Regions from separate parts of the Homo sapiens genome. Here region 1 is linked to region 2. A link is a loop called in an ENCODE intact Hi-C map of the cell type or tissue named here. Cell type or tissue: PC-3. All regions are shown on one strand. Each heading gives the region's core, and the rest is flanking DNA. Links, peaks and the distances in the headings are about the cores only.

Region 1 (5,000 bases), core at 1-5,000, 200 kb after region 2:
CCACCAACCCCTTCTTAGGGTTTGAAGAGGGGCCACATCAGATATCTTTGGAAACCCATGGCAGGAGTGAGCTTTTCTCTGGGCACCTCTTATTTCCATCCTGTATCCTGGGTCTTTCCCACCTACTCAGGCTTTGGGTAAAAAGGCCAGGCTATTAGAACATCATGGGGGTGGCGAGGCCTGCAGGAGGGTGGCTTACCACCCATTCCGAGAAAAAAAATCCATGCTTGATAAAGCCTCCGGGACTCTAGTGGTAAAGTTATTAGTCAATCTTTCATCAGTGGTTCCTGGCCTTTTTATCCCAAACAACCTTTTATTTTTATCCTCCTAAGGTTTTAGCTTCTCTCCAAATAAAACTTTCTTAAGGACTACTTTTGTAGTTTTTAGGTAGTGAAAGATTCATCTAATATTTCTGATCAGCATGAAATAACCAGTTGCTATACCAAAAGCAAGGAAATTTGATGCTTCATTTATTCTGTAATATTCCATACACGATTTTAAATTATAATAGGCCAGGCGCCGTGGCTCATGCCTGTAATCCCAGGACTTTGGGAGGCCAAGGTGGGCAGATCACTTGAGCTCAGGAGTTTGTGACTAGCCTGAGCAACATAGCAAGACCTCGTCTCTACAAAAAATGCAAAAATTAGCCAGGCATGCTGTCATGCACCTGAAGTCCAAGGTGCTGTGGAGGCTGAGGTGGGAGAATCGATTGAGCCCAGGAGGTCTAGGCTACAGTGAGCCATGATCATACCACTGCACTCTAGCCTGAGTGGCACAGTGAGACCCTGTCTCAAAAACATAAACATAAAATAAAAATAAATAAATTATTACGGGTGCAGTGGCTCATGCCTGTAATCCTAGCACTTTGGGAGGCCGAGGCGGGCAGATCACTTGAGGTCAGGAGTTTGAGACCAGCCTGGCCAACATGGCGAAGCCCTGTCTCTACTAAAAATACAAAAATAAAATAAAATAAAACGAGCTTGGTGTGGTGGCAGGTGCCTGTAATCTCAGCTACTCAGGAGGCTGAGGCAGGAGAATCACTTGAACCCAGGAGGCAGAGATTGCAATGAGCTGAGATCAGGACACTGCACTCCAGCCTGGGTGACAGAGCAAGACTGTCTCAAAAAAATAAATAAATAAAAATAAATGAATAAATTATAACAATAGCTTTAGGTCCCCCATTATCAGGGAAAAGCCTTTAGAGATCATGTTGTCCAGCCCCTTCCTTTTTTAGACAGGAGAACTTACTCAGAGATAATAAGTAAATGACATACAGTTTATACAACAAAACTTCCTTGGGAAATGATGCTTTGCTTTTCCTGGGAGACCATTTAGTGTTAGGGTCAGGAGGAGCTATGGGGAGGTGAGGGCAGCCAGATGCAAGGGGAGTAGAGGTCTGGGCTGTGCCTGAGACTCTCACAGATCCTTCCCCTTCCTGACTTCCCAGGTCTGGTGTGACCTGCGTCAGGTTTCAGGGAGCTGGGCTGCAGACTGCTGATGCTCTAGTGCCTAGACCTGCAGCCTTGCTGTCTTCTCCCACCCCAGCTTGAGGACCAAATACCACTCTCCTCTCTGTTGGAGTGGATTTTTCTCCTAAAACCAAAGGAGGCACTCTTCTTCCCCAATCTGAAGTTTTTGTATTTTGCTATTACAGACCTGCTCTCTGGTCTCTAAATCTGGATTCCCAATGTACCCTGGGTGCCATAGAGTTGGCAGTTACTTTCCTGGGGGAAGAGGGTAGGACTTCAATGTTCTGAAAGTGACAGATCTCCGAGTTCCAGATATGGGTGTTCAGCAAATTTCTCAGTCTCTTCTAACAGGCCCTGCTTTGCAGGTGACCCGGCGCTTTGGGATCCCAGGGCTGAAGAAAATCATGGACTGGTTTGGCTACTATGGAGGCCCCTGCCGCGCCCCCTTGCAGGAGCTGAGCCCCGCTGAGGAGGAGGCACTGCGCATGGATTTCACCAGCAACGGCTGGCTCTGAGGGCAGGCAGGGTCCATGGCTGGCCTGAGCCCATCTCAGCCTCCTGCCTTGCACTTGCAGCCTGAAGCGGAGAGCACAGGGGGATGAGGGTGGCAGGCAGCGGGGAGCCGATAGAGGCTCCTTTGCCTGCTGTGGTCCTCCAGGCAGCCTTTCACAGGCACGCCCATGCATATCTCCTATTCTAACGGCCCCTGACCTCTCCCTTTTGGATCCTAAACTGTGTCTCTGGTCTGAAGACTGGGAAGGAGCAATTTCTCAATTTATCTTTCTACTGTGGATGCTTTCCTACGCCCTGAGGCACATGAAGTCAGAAAGGAAGGGCAGAGGGGCAAGTAGGCACAGTAAGGGAATTTTCTTTTCTTTTTTTTTTTTTTTGAGACAGAGTTTCACTCTGTCACCCAGGCTGGAGTGCAATGGCATGATCTCGCCTCCTGGGTTCAAGCGATTCTCCTGCCTCAGCCTCCCGAGTAGCTGGGATTACAGGCGCCTGCCACCACGCCCAGCTAATTTTTGTATTTTTAGCAGAGATGGGGTTTCACCGTGTTGGCCAGGCTGGTCTTGAACTCCTGACCTCAGGTGATCCAACTGCCTCGGCCTCCCAAAGTGCTGGGATTACAGCTGTGAGCCACTGCACCCGGCCGGGAATTTATCAAAGGGGGGACTACTTAGATTTGGGGCTTCAAACCTGAGTCTAGCACAATGCAGCTGGAGGCCAGGGCTACTCCTACAAACCCAAGTTCTGACTCCTTCCAGGGAAGTATCAGCTTAAGAAACTTGATCAGGAAAGTGACACTGGTCTTTCAAAGAGCCCTCTTTACCCTCCCATCCCTGCCCTCCACACTGCAAGCTGCATTCCAGCCACAACGCCCTTTTCTAAATCTATTTTCATTCATCTCCTATTCTGGTCTGTAGCCTTGATTCCAACCATTGAATGCACGGAGACAGCCCAGTGGCTTGTCAGATTGGTAAATAATGACACCTGGTGGATAAATGTTACATTCTAGAAGACTATTCTGGTCAGCCTAGGTCTGAAACACTAAGGAGACTTGGCCTGAGATAGGGCCATCCACTTGCCTACAGGCACTCTGCTTTTATTATTAAAAATAGTCACTTTGTTACTATAATAAAATTTAACAGAAAAAATTAGTGTGGCTATATAAAGATGGACACTCTATTGCTATGCAGATCTTAGGTTTCCTGGCCAGATGTCAAGAACCTTTCTAAAGGCAAAAGAGCTCTGATGGTCTGCCTTCTCCCAGCTCGAAGAGTGTCCCCAGCAATACTGAGCCAACAGGCATTCACTTACTGGAGACCTGGGGAAGGGGTAAGAGGCAAAAGAGAGCAAGTGAGCTATTTAGAAACAAACACTTAGCACTTTTATTTTATTTTTTTGAGACAGAGTCTTGCTCTGTCATTCAGGCTGGTGTGCAGTGGCACGATCTCGGCTCACTACAACCTCTGCCTCCCAGATTCAAGTGACTCCCCTGCCTCACCCTCCCGAGTAGCTGGAATTACAGGTGTTCACCACCATGCCCGGCTAATTTTTGTATTTTTAGTAGAGACAGCGTTTCGCCATGTTGGTCAGGCTGGTCTCGAACTCCTGACCTCAGGTGATCTTCCTGCCTCGGCCTCCCAAAGTGCTGGGATTATAGGCGTGAGCCACTGCACCCCTTCAGCATCCTTTTTGATTAAAGTGCTAAGTGTTTAGGGCCAGGCAGCACTTTGGGAGGCGGAGGCAGGAGGATCACATGAGGTCAAGAGTTTGAGACCAGCCTGATCAACACGGCAAACCCCATGTCTACTAAAAATACAAAAATTAGCCGGGCGTGGTGGCACACGCCTGTAATCCCAGCTACTCAGGAGGCTGAGGCACAAGAATCGCTTGAACGTGGGAGGTGGAGGTTGCAATGGGCCGAGATCGTGTCATGGCACTCCAGCCTGTGCCACAAGAGCAAAACTCCATCTCAACAACAACAACAAAAAAGGATGCTTTCTCCAAAATATTTAACCTTTTTCAGTGGTAATATTTGACTAGTGGCAGAAAAATGGAGATACATTGTAAAAAAATTACTCCTTAAAAGAAAGTGTAAGGTTAAAAAGAGAGGTAAATAGATACTTGTTTAGGGCAGAGGCTAAAGGAGAGAAAATAAAAGATCTCAATCTTCAACCCAAAACCAGGCTCTGAATGGCACTACAGCTTGGGGCTTAGTGCCTGGGGTCCTCTCACAGGCAACTTCCAGAGGAGCAAGGCTCAGAGGAGAATCAAGTTTAGGACTTGGGGGAAAAGTTAGGGCTAGGCAGGCAGGGTAGTGCACTGGGTAAGAGCTCAGCCTCTGGGCTTAAACAGGTCTGGGTTTAAGTTCTGGGATCTGCCCCTTAGTGTCTATGGGACCTTGGAGAAACTGCTTAACTTCCCTGAGCCTCATCTGTAATACAGGGATAATAATAGTACCTTCCTCCAACAAGGACGTGCATGTAAAAGGGTTAGCGTGGGGGTCAATGTTCCACCACTCTCCTGTTGCAGAAAAAGGGAAACTCCGGCAGGAGTGGACCTGCCAGAGGTAACCCAGCAGGTGTGGCCATAACTAGTCTCAGGACTTAAGTACTCTGATGCTCAGGGTGAGAGAGGTCCAGTAAAGGGAGCTGGAATCAGAAAGGCTCGGTTACAAATCTCACCCAGCTGTGCTACCTACTAGTTGGGACAGCCTGAGATTGTCTGATTTAAATAAGAAAAAAAAGTTCATACGTCCTCCTCTGTAGAGGCTGAGAAAATTAGATGACTTGATAAAGTGTGCAGGGTCAGTTCCAAGGGCTAACCCGATTAACTTTTACAAACAGCAAATGGGTTGATATTCATGAAGACGCAGGGCCAGAAAGTCAGGAAAACTAGGTATAGGCAGTTCTGGTGATTTCTTTATTCTTTATAAACACCTTTTTCTACAGTACAATTCAGAGAATAAATAGAGGCACACGGCTATAACTTCCACCACAATCTGCTGTTGAAGAGACATTCAAT
Region 2 (10,150 bases), core at 2,586-7,585:
TTCTCCTGCCTCAGCCTCCCAAGTAGCTGAAATTACAAGCATGCACCACCGCGCCCGGCTAATTTTTTTTTTTGTATTTTCAGTACACGCAGAGTTTCACCATGTTGGCCAGGTTGGTCTCGAACTCCTTTCCTCAGGTGATCTGCCCACCTCCCAAAGTGCTGGGATTACAGGCATGAGCCACCGCACCTGGCATCCGGCCAATTCCCAGTTCTCCTAATTCCACCTCAGAACCAGCAACCGATCCAGTTTATCCCCACTCCCCTGAGACCCTCCTTAAAATCCTTCAACCAGATCCCAAACCTTACAAAAGACACATTTCTCTTCCCTCTTGCCCAGCAGCTTTATTCTAAACCTTTAGCAGCATTCTTTGGAAGAAGATATATAGAACTAACAAAGTACATCTATAATATATAAAGAATTCCTACCAATCAATAAGAACAAGGCAGACAATCCAATAAAAAGAATGGGCAAAAGGGACAGGTGGGTGCAGTGGCTGATGCTTGGCCTGGAATTCCAACACCGTAGGAGGCCGGGGGGCAGGGAGTAGAGGGGAGGAAGGATTGCTCCAGCCCAGGAGTTCAAGACCAGCTTGAGCAACATCATGAGACCCAGTCTCTACAAAACATACAAAAATTAGCTGAGCATGGTGGTGTGAACCTGTAGTCCAGCTACTCAGGAGGCTGAGGTGGGAGCCCAGAGAAAGTCAAGGCTGCAGTGAGCCGTGATTGCACCACTGCACCCCAGCTTGGGTGACAGTGTGAGACCCTGTCTCAAAAAAGAAAAAAAATTAAAAAAAAAAAAAAAAAGAATGGGCGGCTGGGTGTGGTGGCTCACGCCTGTAATCCCAGCATTTTGGGAGGCCAAGGTGGGCAGATCACGAGGTCAGGAGTTCAAGACCTGGCCAACATAGTGAAAAACCCCATCTCTACTAAAATACAAAAAAAATTAAGCTGGGCGTGGTGGTGGGCACCTGTAGTCCCAGCTACTTGTGAGGCTGAGGCAGGAGAATTACTTGAACCCTGGAGGTGGAGGTTACAGTGAGCTGAGATCGTGCCACTGCACTCCAGCCTGGGCATCACAGCGAGACTGTGTCTCAAAAATAAAAAAAAAGAAGAATGGCAAAAGACACAAACAGCTGAACATCATGATGTATTGTACAAAAAATAAAAAAGTCATGAACAGGCACTTCACAAAAATTAATATCCAAATGGCCAATAAATATATGAAAAACAGGCCAGGCATGCTAGCTCACGCCTGTAATACCGGCACTTTAGGAGGCTGAGGCAGGAGGATCACTTGAGCCCAGGAGTTGGAGACCAGCCTGGCCAACACAGCAAGACCTGTCTCCTCAAAAACTAAGAAAAATAGTGGGGTGCAGTGGCGTGCACCCATGGTCCCAGCTACCTGGGAAGCTGTGACAGGAGAATCTCTTAAGCCCAGGAGTTTGAGGTTGTAGTAAGCTATGATAGCACCACTGCACTCCAGCCTGGGTGACACAGTGAGACTTTGTCTCAAGAAAAAAAAAAGAAAAAGAACAGACCAGAACAGAAAAGATACCAGTTTCATTATCAACATGGGAATACAAATTAAAATCACAATGAAATGCCACTACACACCCACCAGAATGGCTAAAATTAAAAAGACTAGCAATACTAATGTTGGTAAGGATGTGGAGAAACTGGCAACATATGCTGCCATTGGAGTATAAAGTGATACAACCATTTTGGAAAACTGTGTGGTAGTATCTACTAAAACTGAATACAGTCTTGCTCCATGACCCAGCAATACCTTCCTGCATATTTACTCAACAGAGATGTTTACTTATATGCAAAAAAGAGATATAGGAGGATGTTCACAATGGAAATAATAAAATGTCCATCAACCGTAGAATGAGGCTGGATGCACTGGTTCACACCTGTAATCTTAGTGCGTTGGGAGGCTGAGGCAGGAGGATTGCTTGAGGCCAACAGTTCAAGACCAATCTGGGCAAAATAGTGAGACCCCATCTCTAAAAAAAAATTAAAAATTAGCCACATGTGGTGGCATGCACCCGTAGTCCTAGCCACTTGGGAAACTAAGGCAGGAGGATCACTTGAGCCCAAGAATTCAAGGTTAGAGTGAGCTATAATCATGCCACTGCACTGCAGCCTGGGCAACACAGTGAGACTCTGTGTCTAGAATAGATAGATAGATAGATAGATAGATAAGACAGACAGGCAGACAGAGAGATAGAGTAGAATGGATAAATTGTGACATATTGATATATAATGGAATACTATAGTATTTGACTCTGTATAGCAATGAGAAGGAACTACTGCTACATATATCATGCATGACCTAGGTTGAGTAAAAGACTCCAGACACAAGAGTACATAGTTATAATCCCATTTATTTATGATTTAATTATTTATTTATTTATTTTGAGACAGAGTCTTCCTCTGTCACTCAGGTTGAAATGCAGTGGCACAATCATGGCTCACTGCAGCCTTGACCTCCAGGCTCAAGCAATCCTCCCACTTCTGCCTCCCGAGTAGCTGGAACCACAGGCATGCATTGCCATGCCTGGCTAATTTTTTTTTTTTTTTAAAGCTAGGGCCTCACTCTGTCACCCAGGCTGGAGTCCAGTGGCATGATCATGGCTCACTATAACCTTAAACTCCTGAATTCAAGTCATCCTCCTGCTTTGGCCTCCCAAATAGCTGGGGCTACAGACACATACCCACCACACCAAGCTAATTTTTTTTTTAAGAGACAGAGTCTTGGCCAGGCGCGGTGGCTCACGCCTGTAATCTCAGCACTCTGGGAGGCCGAGGCGGGCAGATCACAAGGTCAGGAGATCGAGACCATCCTGGCTAACACAATGAAACCCTGTCTCTACTAAAAATATAAAAAATTAGCTGGGCGTGGTGGCGGGCACCTGTAGTCCCAGCTACTCGGGAGGCTGAGGCAGGAGAATGGCGTGAACCCAGGAGGCGGAAGTTGCAATGAGCTGAGATCGTACCACTGCACTCCAGCCTGGGCAGCAGAACGAGACTCCTTCTCCAAAAAAAAAAAAAAGAGACAGAATCTTGCTATCGTTGCCCAGACAAATCTCGATCTCCTGGCTTCAAGTGATCTGCTCGCCTTGGCCTCCCAAAGTGCTGGGATTATAGGCGTGAGCCACCATGCCCTGCTTACATGTATATTACACTTCATGGGCTTACTGAAAATACAAAGTGGGCCGGGGGCGGTGGCTTACGCCTGTAATGCCAACACTCTGGGTGGCTGAGGCAGGCAGATAACTTGAGCCCAGGAGTTCGAGACCAGCCTGAGCAATATGGTGAAACCCCGTCTCTACAAAAAATATGACAATTAGCCAGGCATGATGGCAGACACCTGTAGTCCCAGCTACTCGGAGGCTGAGGTGGGAGGATCGCTTGAACCCGGGAGGCGGAGGTTGCAGTGACTCGAGATTAAGCCACTGCACTCTAGCCTGGGTGACAGAGTGAGACTCTGTCTCAAAAAACAACAAAAAAAAGTGGTCCTCTCACCTAGAGCAGAGAGAGCATAAAGTGTGTTAATGTGAGAAAGCGTCGCTGCAGAGAAGACTGAAGTCAGTTCAGACTCTAGGCCCCAGCCCTTCCAAGTCTCTGAAGACATTATCATCCTCCAGTGGGGCCCTGTGCCTGGGTCACAGGCTGAGACCTCAGTGGGAAGGCTGAGAAAAGGGAACTGGTGGCTGGGGGAGGAAAAGGAAGCAGAATGTGGAAACTGTTATAAGCGAGCTGTGCTCACAACCAGAGGTCTAGACTTGGGGTAATTGCTGAAAGAAGGCAGGTAAAGTGGTGGGTTCAAGACAGGACATACTTTACCTATAAACCAAGCAAGGGATTTAACCTCTCTAAGTCTCCGATTCTTGTTCTTTTTTTCCCTTTATTTATTTATTTATACATTTTTTTTACACATTCTAATGTGTCATATTATTTAAAGTTACGATAATAATTACTTTTTTTTTTTCTGAGATGGAGTCTCACTCTATTGCTCAGGCTGGAGTGCGGAGGCGCGATCTTGACTCACTGCAACCTCCACCGCCTGGGTTCAAGCGATTCTCCTGCCTCAGGCTCCCAAGTAGCTGGGATTACAAGCATGTGCCACCACGCCCAGATGACTTTTTGTAATTTTAGTAGAGATGGGGTTTCATCATGTTGGCCAGGCTGTTCTCAAACTCCTGACCTCAAGTGATCCACCCACCTTGGCCTCCCAAAGTGCTGGGATTCCAGGTGTGAACCACTGTGCCTGGCTGAAAGTTGTGATAATAATTCTGAACCCACTGGGCTGCTGTGAGGATTCAGTATGAAACTGTGTATCTGTGGCTGGGCATGGTAGCTTACATCTGTAATCCCAGTACTTTGGGAGGCCGAGGCAGGTGGATCACCTGAGGTCAGGAGTTCGAGACCAGCCTGGCCAACATAGCGAAACCCCGTCTCTACTAAAAATACAAAAATTAACCAGGCGTTATGGTGCACGCCTGTAATCCCAGCTACTTGGGGGGCTGAGGCAGGAGAATCGTTTGAACCCGGGAGGCAGAGGTTGCAGTGAGCCAAAATCGTGCCACTGTACCCCAGCCTGGGCAACAGAGTGCGACTTCGTCTCAAAAATAAATAAATAAATAAATAAAAATAAAAGAAACTGTGTATCTGTGTCAAATTACGGACAACTCCAAAACATGTGTAGTATTGTGCTTTACAGAGGGGTCAGTGGTGCATCTTTGCCACCAGAGGGAGTGCTACCAACAACCTGTTAGGGCTAAAACCCTATAGAGAGCCTGCAATACCAACTAGTAGACTGGGATTTTGCAAATCAGATGCGGAGATGCAGAGGCCAAGGGTAGTGGCAGATGTCCCATCCTTTTCCTGGGCTACAGAAACCTGCTGGCCTCCAAACCGAGTCTGCGTCGTAACTGAATACAGCCCTGGCTAAATCGTCAGCCTGGTATGGGCATTGAGGGGCCCTAGGTCACCTGCTGGCCGTCCATCCTGAGGCATCTGCTCAGAGCCTCCTCCAGGAGGCGTGCTCTACCAGAAGAGAGGACGATAGGCATCCAAATGGCCTGAGCACAATCTCTTCCACCCGGTACCCCAGGGCTCACCTCTCCACCCCTGAATTCCAGCAGTAACTCCCACCCAGAGGCTCTAGCTGTATCCATGATCAGCCCCTCCACATATGGTTAATAAGGACCACCACATCTGTAGGATAGGTCCTGCAGTTAGACTCTCTGGGTTGGAATTCAAGTACCACCACTTGCTCTGTGACCTTGAACAACTCACCTTACTCTTCCCTGAGCCTCAGTTTTCCACATCTGTAAAATGGAGATGATAAGAATGCCTACCTGTCTGATTTATGGGAACTAAATAAGATAATGAATTTTAAGTGCTGAGCACGCTGCCTGGTACACAGTGAGCATGCAATAAATGTGAGCTATTATTATCATCTAAAAAAACTCTTCCTCAGTTCCAAAATACTTTTTCATTAATTCTCTAAGTGAGGAGGACAGAGCAGGTGTCCTCATTTCACAGATGGGGAAACATAGTTCTAAGGGGTTCAGTGACACCCCCAAGGTCACACAGTGAGCAGAAGCCAGGAGATCCAACGCTTAGCCCAGGATGAACCCCCTCCCCCCATAGCACTGCCCTTGTTTTTTTTGTTTTTTTCTGTTTTGAGACGGAGTTTCGCTCTTGTTGCCCAGGCTGGAGTACGATGGTGCAATCTCGGCTCACTGCAACCTCCACCTCCCGGGTTCAAGCGATTCTCCTGCCTCAGGCTTCCTGAGTAGTTGGGATTACAGGCATGTGCCACCAAGCCCGGCCAATTTTGTATTTTTAGTAGAGACAGAGTTTCTCCATGTTAGTCAGGCTGGTCTCGAACTCCCGACCTCAGGTGATCTGCCTGCCTTGGCCTCCCAAAGTGCTGAGATTATAGGCGTGAGCCATCGTGCCGGCCTGCACTGCTCTTAAAACTGTCTGCAAGGCTCCTGTGGAGGTAACAGAGCTGCCACACCCAAAGTTCTGTGGCCATGCGGAGCAGTAAAACCAGTTTTAGGTCAGCAAGTTGTAATCTGTTATGACACTGGGCAGGAAGAAAGGGAAATTGAGGCTTAGCCTCTTGCCTCAAACAAAGAGGAAGCAGAGGTCTGGGTGTTTAACCTAGAGCTCAAGGTCAGGGCATTTTGACCAACCCGTTGTTGTTGCAGCTGCTCCGGACGGTTTTCCTAACTGCTGGAGCTGTGTTGAAGCCCAGGCTTTGGACTTAGGAAGCCTGGGTTTGGAGCCACATCCCAGCTGCGTGAGCCGGGGCAGGCGGCTGAGCTCTGTGAGCCACAGTCTTCTCATCTGAAAATGGGGCTGCTGTTATGAGGCTAAAATGAGATAATGCATGTGAAATCCTTAGCCCAGTGCCTGGCACAGCACTGCTGCAGGGGTCAAGTGTCCCTCAGCTCCTGGGGCATTACAATTCCATTTGATGCTGGGTGTGGTGGCTCACGCCTGTAATCCCAACACTTTGGGAGGCCAAAGTGGGAGGATCGCTTGAGCCCAGAAGTTCAAGACCAGCCTGTGCATCATGGAGAAACCCCAACTCTACAAAAAACACAAAAATAGCCAGGCATGGTGATGTACGCCTACAGTCGCAGCTACTCGGGAGGCTGAGGTGCAGGAGGTCAAGTCCGCAGTGAGCCATGATTGTGCCACTGCACTCCAGCCTGGGTGACAGAGTGAGACCTTGTCTCAAAAAAAAAAAAAAAAAAAAAAAAAAAATCCAAAAGCCAAAAAGAGCTTGCTTTCTAGAATAACTCTTGGGGAAAGAGCCTGGTGTGCTGGAGAGGAAGCATGTCCCCTCCTAGGCTGAGGAAGACTGGAATCTGGGCATGGCAGGGGACTCTGCTCAATGGGGAGGACTGTTCTCTCTCCACTTACCCCAAAATTAAACCGTTCCCCATTTACCACTTCAAATTCTTCATTCTTCTCAGGGCCTCTATATCAGTAAGGAATTGTGTTCAGTTGCTATAAGAGACTGCTACAGTGGCTTAAACAGGCAAGGGTTAATTCTCTCACATTCAAGAAATGGAAATCAGGAGGTAATGGGCAGTCCAGGCTGCTATGGCAGTTCCACAGAATCTTCAGGATCCTGGGATCCCTCTCTTTTTCTGCTTCAACCTCCATAACGTATGACTTCCATTTTCACTGTCACCTTGTGCTCCACAGATGGGCTGCAGGAGCTCCAGCTGTCACACTCATGATCCAGGTGGAGGCCTAGTGTAGGAAGGAAAGGAGGAAGAGCCAAAAGGTGCACCTTCCAGCTAAGTCAGTTCCACTTGATTGACTAGAATTTAGTAATTTGGCCAAATTTAGCTGCAGAAGGGGCTGGGAAATTTAGTCTTTTAGTTGGGTAAGTTGCAGCTCACCCCCTGTGCCTATTGAGAGAAAGGAAGAATTGATATTGGGGAGGCAACTAGCAGCCTCTGGATCTCAGCTGGGTGTTAGGAGGACTGGTTCTAATTAATTTAACCCAGTTACATACTCAAAAGTTATTTCTTGATCACCTATTATGTGCAAGGTACTATGCTAAGCACACATATGAAAGTATTTAAAGAAGCTTATGGGCCGGGCACCTGACCAGCCTGACCAACATGGTGAAACCCCATCTCCACTAAAAATACAAAATAAGCTAGGCATAGTGGCATATGCCTGTAGTCCCAGCTACTTGGGAGGCTGAGGCAGGAGAATCACTTGAACCCGGGAGGCTGAGGTTGCAGTGAGTCGAGATCACGCCATTGCACTCCAGCCTGGGCAACAAGAGTGAAACTCCATCTAAAAAGACTCTTGGCCGGGTGCGGTGACTCATGCCTGTAATCCCAGCACTTTGGGAGGCTGAGGCGGGTGGATCACCTGAGGTCAGGAGTTCAAGACCAGCCTGGCCAACATGGTGAAACCCTGTATCTACTAAAAATACAAAAATTAGCTGGGCATGGTGGCGCACACCTGTAATCCCAGCTACACGGGAGGCTGAGGCAGGAGAATCATTTGAACCTGGGAGGCGGAGATGGTAATGAGCTGAGATTGTGCCACTGAACTTCGGCCTGGGCAACAGAGCAAAACTCCGTCTCAAAAAAAAAATAAATAAATAATAAAAGAAAAAGACTCTTGCTCTGCCTTAAGAAACCTACAGGGGATAGGGCTGGGCGCGGTGGCTCACACCTGTAATCCCAGCACTTTGGGAGGCTGAGGCGGGTGGATCACAAGGTCAGGAGATCAAGACCATCCTGACTAACATGGTGAAACTCTGTCTCTACTAAAAATACAAAAAATTAGCCTGGCGTGGTGGCGGGCACCTGTAGTCCCAGCTAGTCGGGAGGCTGAGGCAGGAGAATGGAGTGAACCTGGGAGGCGGAGCTTGCAGTGTGCCGAGATGGCACCACTGCACTCCAGCCTGGGCAACAGAGCGAGACTCCGTCAAAAAAAGAAAAAAAAAAAAGAAGCCTACAGGGGATAATTAGCCAGGCATGGTGGCACACGCCTGTAATCCCAGCTACTTGGGAGGCTGAGGCATGAGAATTGCTTGAACCTGGGAGGTGGAGGTTGCAGTGAGCCAAGATCGCGCCACTGCACTCCAGCCTGGGCAACAGCAAGATACTCTGTCTCAAAAAAAAAAAAAAAAAAAAAAAGAAAGTAACCTATGGGGGAATGGTGAAAAGACAAGCACAAAACTCTTCGGTTTTCTTATTTGTACATTGAAGATGTTGTACCCAGAGCTCTCTAAAGCCCCTGGTAACTTTATTGTTCACTGATGCTCAATTAATAGAATTGCATTTTGCTTCTCTGCCTCCCTCATCTGACCATCTGACTGTGAAACCCCTGATTACAGGAACCATGTCTGGTCTACTCTGGCGCCATCAGAGCCTACCACAGTGTGTGGCTCAATACATCTGCTTGCCAAGTGAACACATGACTTATGCAGAGCTCAGCAAGGGGCACAAGAGAGGTTCAGATAACGCTCTTAGGGTGTCTAAGAGGGGCTGTCCAAGGTATATCTTTTATGTCTGTCAACCAGACTGGAATGCAGTAGTCATGCAAGCTGGAATGCGATCACGGTTCACTGCAGCCTTGACCTCCTGAGCTCAAGCAATCCTCCCACTTTAGCCTCCCAAGTAGCTGGAACTACAGGCATATGCCACCATGCCCAGCTAATTTTTAAATTTTTTGCAGAGACAAGGTCTCCTTATGTTGCCCAGACTGGTCTCAATATTCTGGGCTCAAGCAATCCTCCTGCCTCAGCCTCCCAAAGTGTTGGGATTATAGGCGTGAGCTATCTTGCCTGGACAATAATTTTTGAAGGTTGCAATCAAGGAAAATAACAGAAATGTTGGTCCATCATTTATCCAACCACTATACCATCCTGCCAAGTAGATTGGGCATTGTGGCAGAGAAGAGGAGAGGAAAATAGCATTTAATGGATGTATCCTTTGTGTCAGGGGCTCTCTGTGGTAATAAGAACTATCATTTATTAGCCTCTATAGACCTGGCACTTCACATGTGTGATCCTACTGAGTCCTCGCAACCACTGTATAGGGTAGGTGCTATTATTATGCACATTTTATTTTATTATTATTATTTTTTATTTATTTTTGGGACTGAGTCTTGCTCTGTCGTCCAGGCTGGAGTGCAGTGGCATGATCTTGGCTCATTGCAACCTCCACCTCCCTGGTTCAAGCAATTCCCCTGCCTCAGCCTCCTGAGTAGCTGGGATCACAGGCACATGCCGCCACATCTGGCTAATTTTTTTGTATTTTTAGTAGAGATCGGGTTTCACCACGTTGGCCAGACTGGTCTCAAACTCCTGACCTCAGGCAATCTGCCTGCCTCGGTCTCCCAAAGTGCTAGGATTACAGGGGTGAGCCACCGCGCCTGGCCTATTATTATTTTTTCTTTTTTTCTTTTTTTAATTAGAGACAGGGTCTCACTATGTTATCCAGTCTGGTGTCTAACTCCTGGCCTCACATGATCCTCCTGCCTTCGCCTCCCAAAGTTCTGGGATTACAGTCACGGGCCACTGCACCTGGCCTATTATCCACATTTTAAAATGGGGAAACCAAAGCTAGGGAAAGATTCCCAAT

The links. Hi-C counts contacts between places; a loop is a spot of excess contacts. Peaks named below come from ENCODE experiments on the same cell type or tissue, not always from the same donor. Only the 100,000 strongest peaks of a DNase experiment are listed, where the experiment ranks them.
Region 1: a loop joins it to region 2, with 13 times the contacts of the local background. A loop is called at or near these places in 31 of 110 quality-filtered maps.

What each region holds. Positions count from the first base shown.
Region 1 is chr10:97,609,676-97,614,675 of GRCh38, forward strand. It overlaps HOGA1 (4-hydroxy-2-oxoglutarate aldolase 1), which reads left to right. Exons shown (of 7, transcript NM_138413.4): 7 at 1,835-3,127. The coding sequence ends at 1,984. It overlaps MORN4 (MORN repeat containing 4), which reads right to left. Exons shown (of 5, transcript NM_178832.4): 5 at 4,880-5,000. Among named protein-coding and RNA genes, the nearest start is that of MORN4, 21 kb to the right of the region's middle. RefSeq lists an enhancer at 2,651-2,870. In PC-3, for the core only: a CTCF peak has its summit at 2,966 (motif pointing left); a DNase peak (open chromatin) is centred at 2,936.
Region 2 is chr10:97,402,571-97,412,720 of GRCh38, forward strand. No RefSeq gene overlaps it. Among named protein-coding and RNA genes, the nearest start is that of RRP12, 6.3 kb to the left of the region's middle. In PC-3, for the core only: CTCF peaks have their summits at 4,850 and 5,057; DNase peaks (open chromatin) are centred at 4,781, 5,021 and 6,061; H3K4me3 peaks cover 313 bases; H3K27ac peaks cover 924 bases.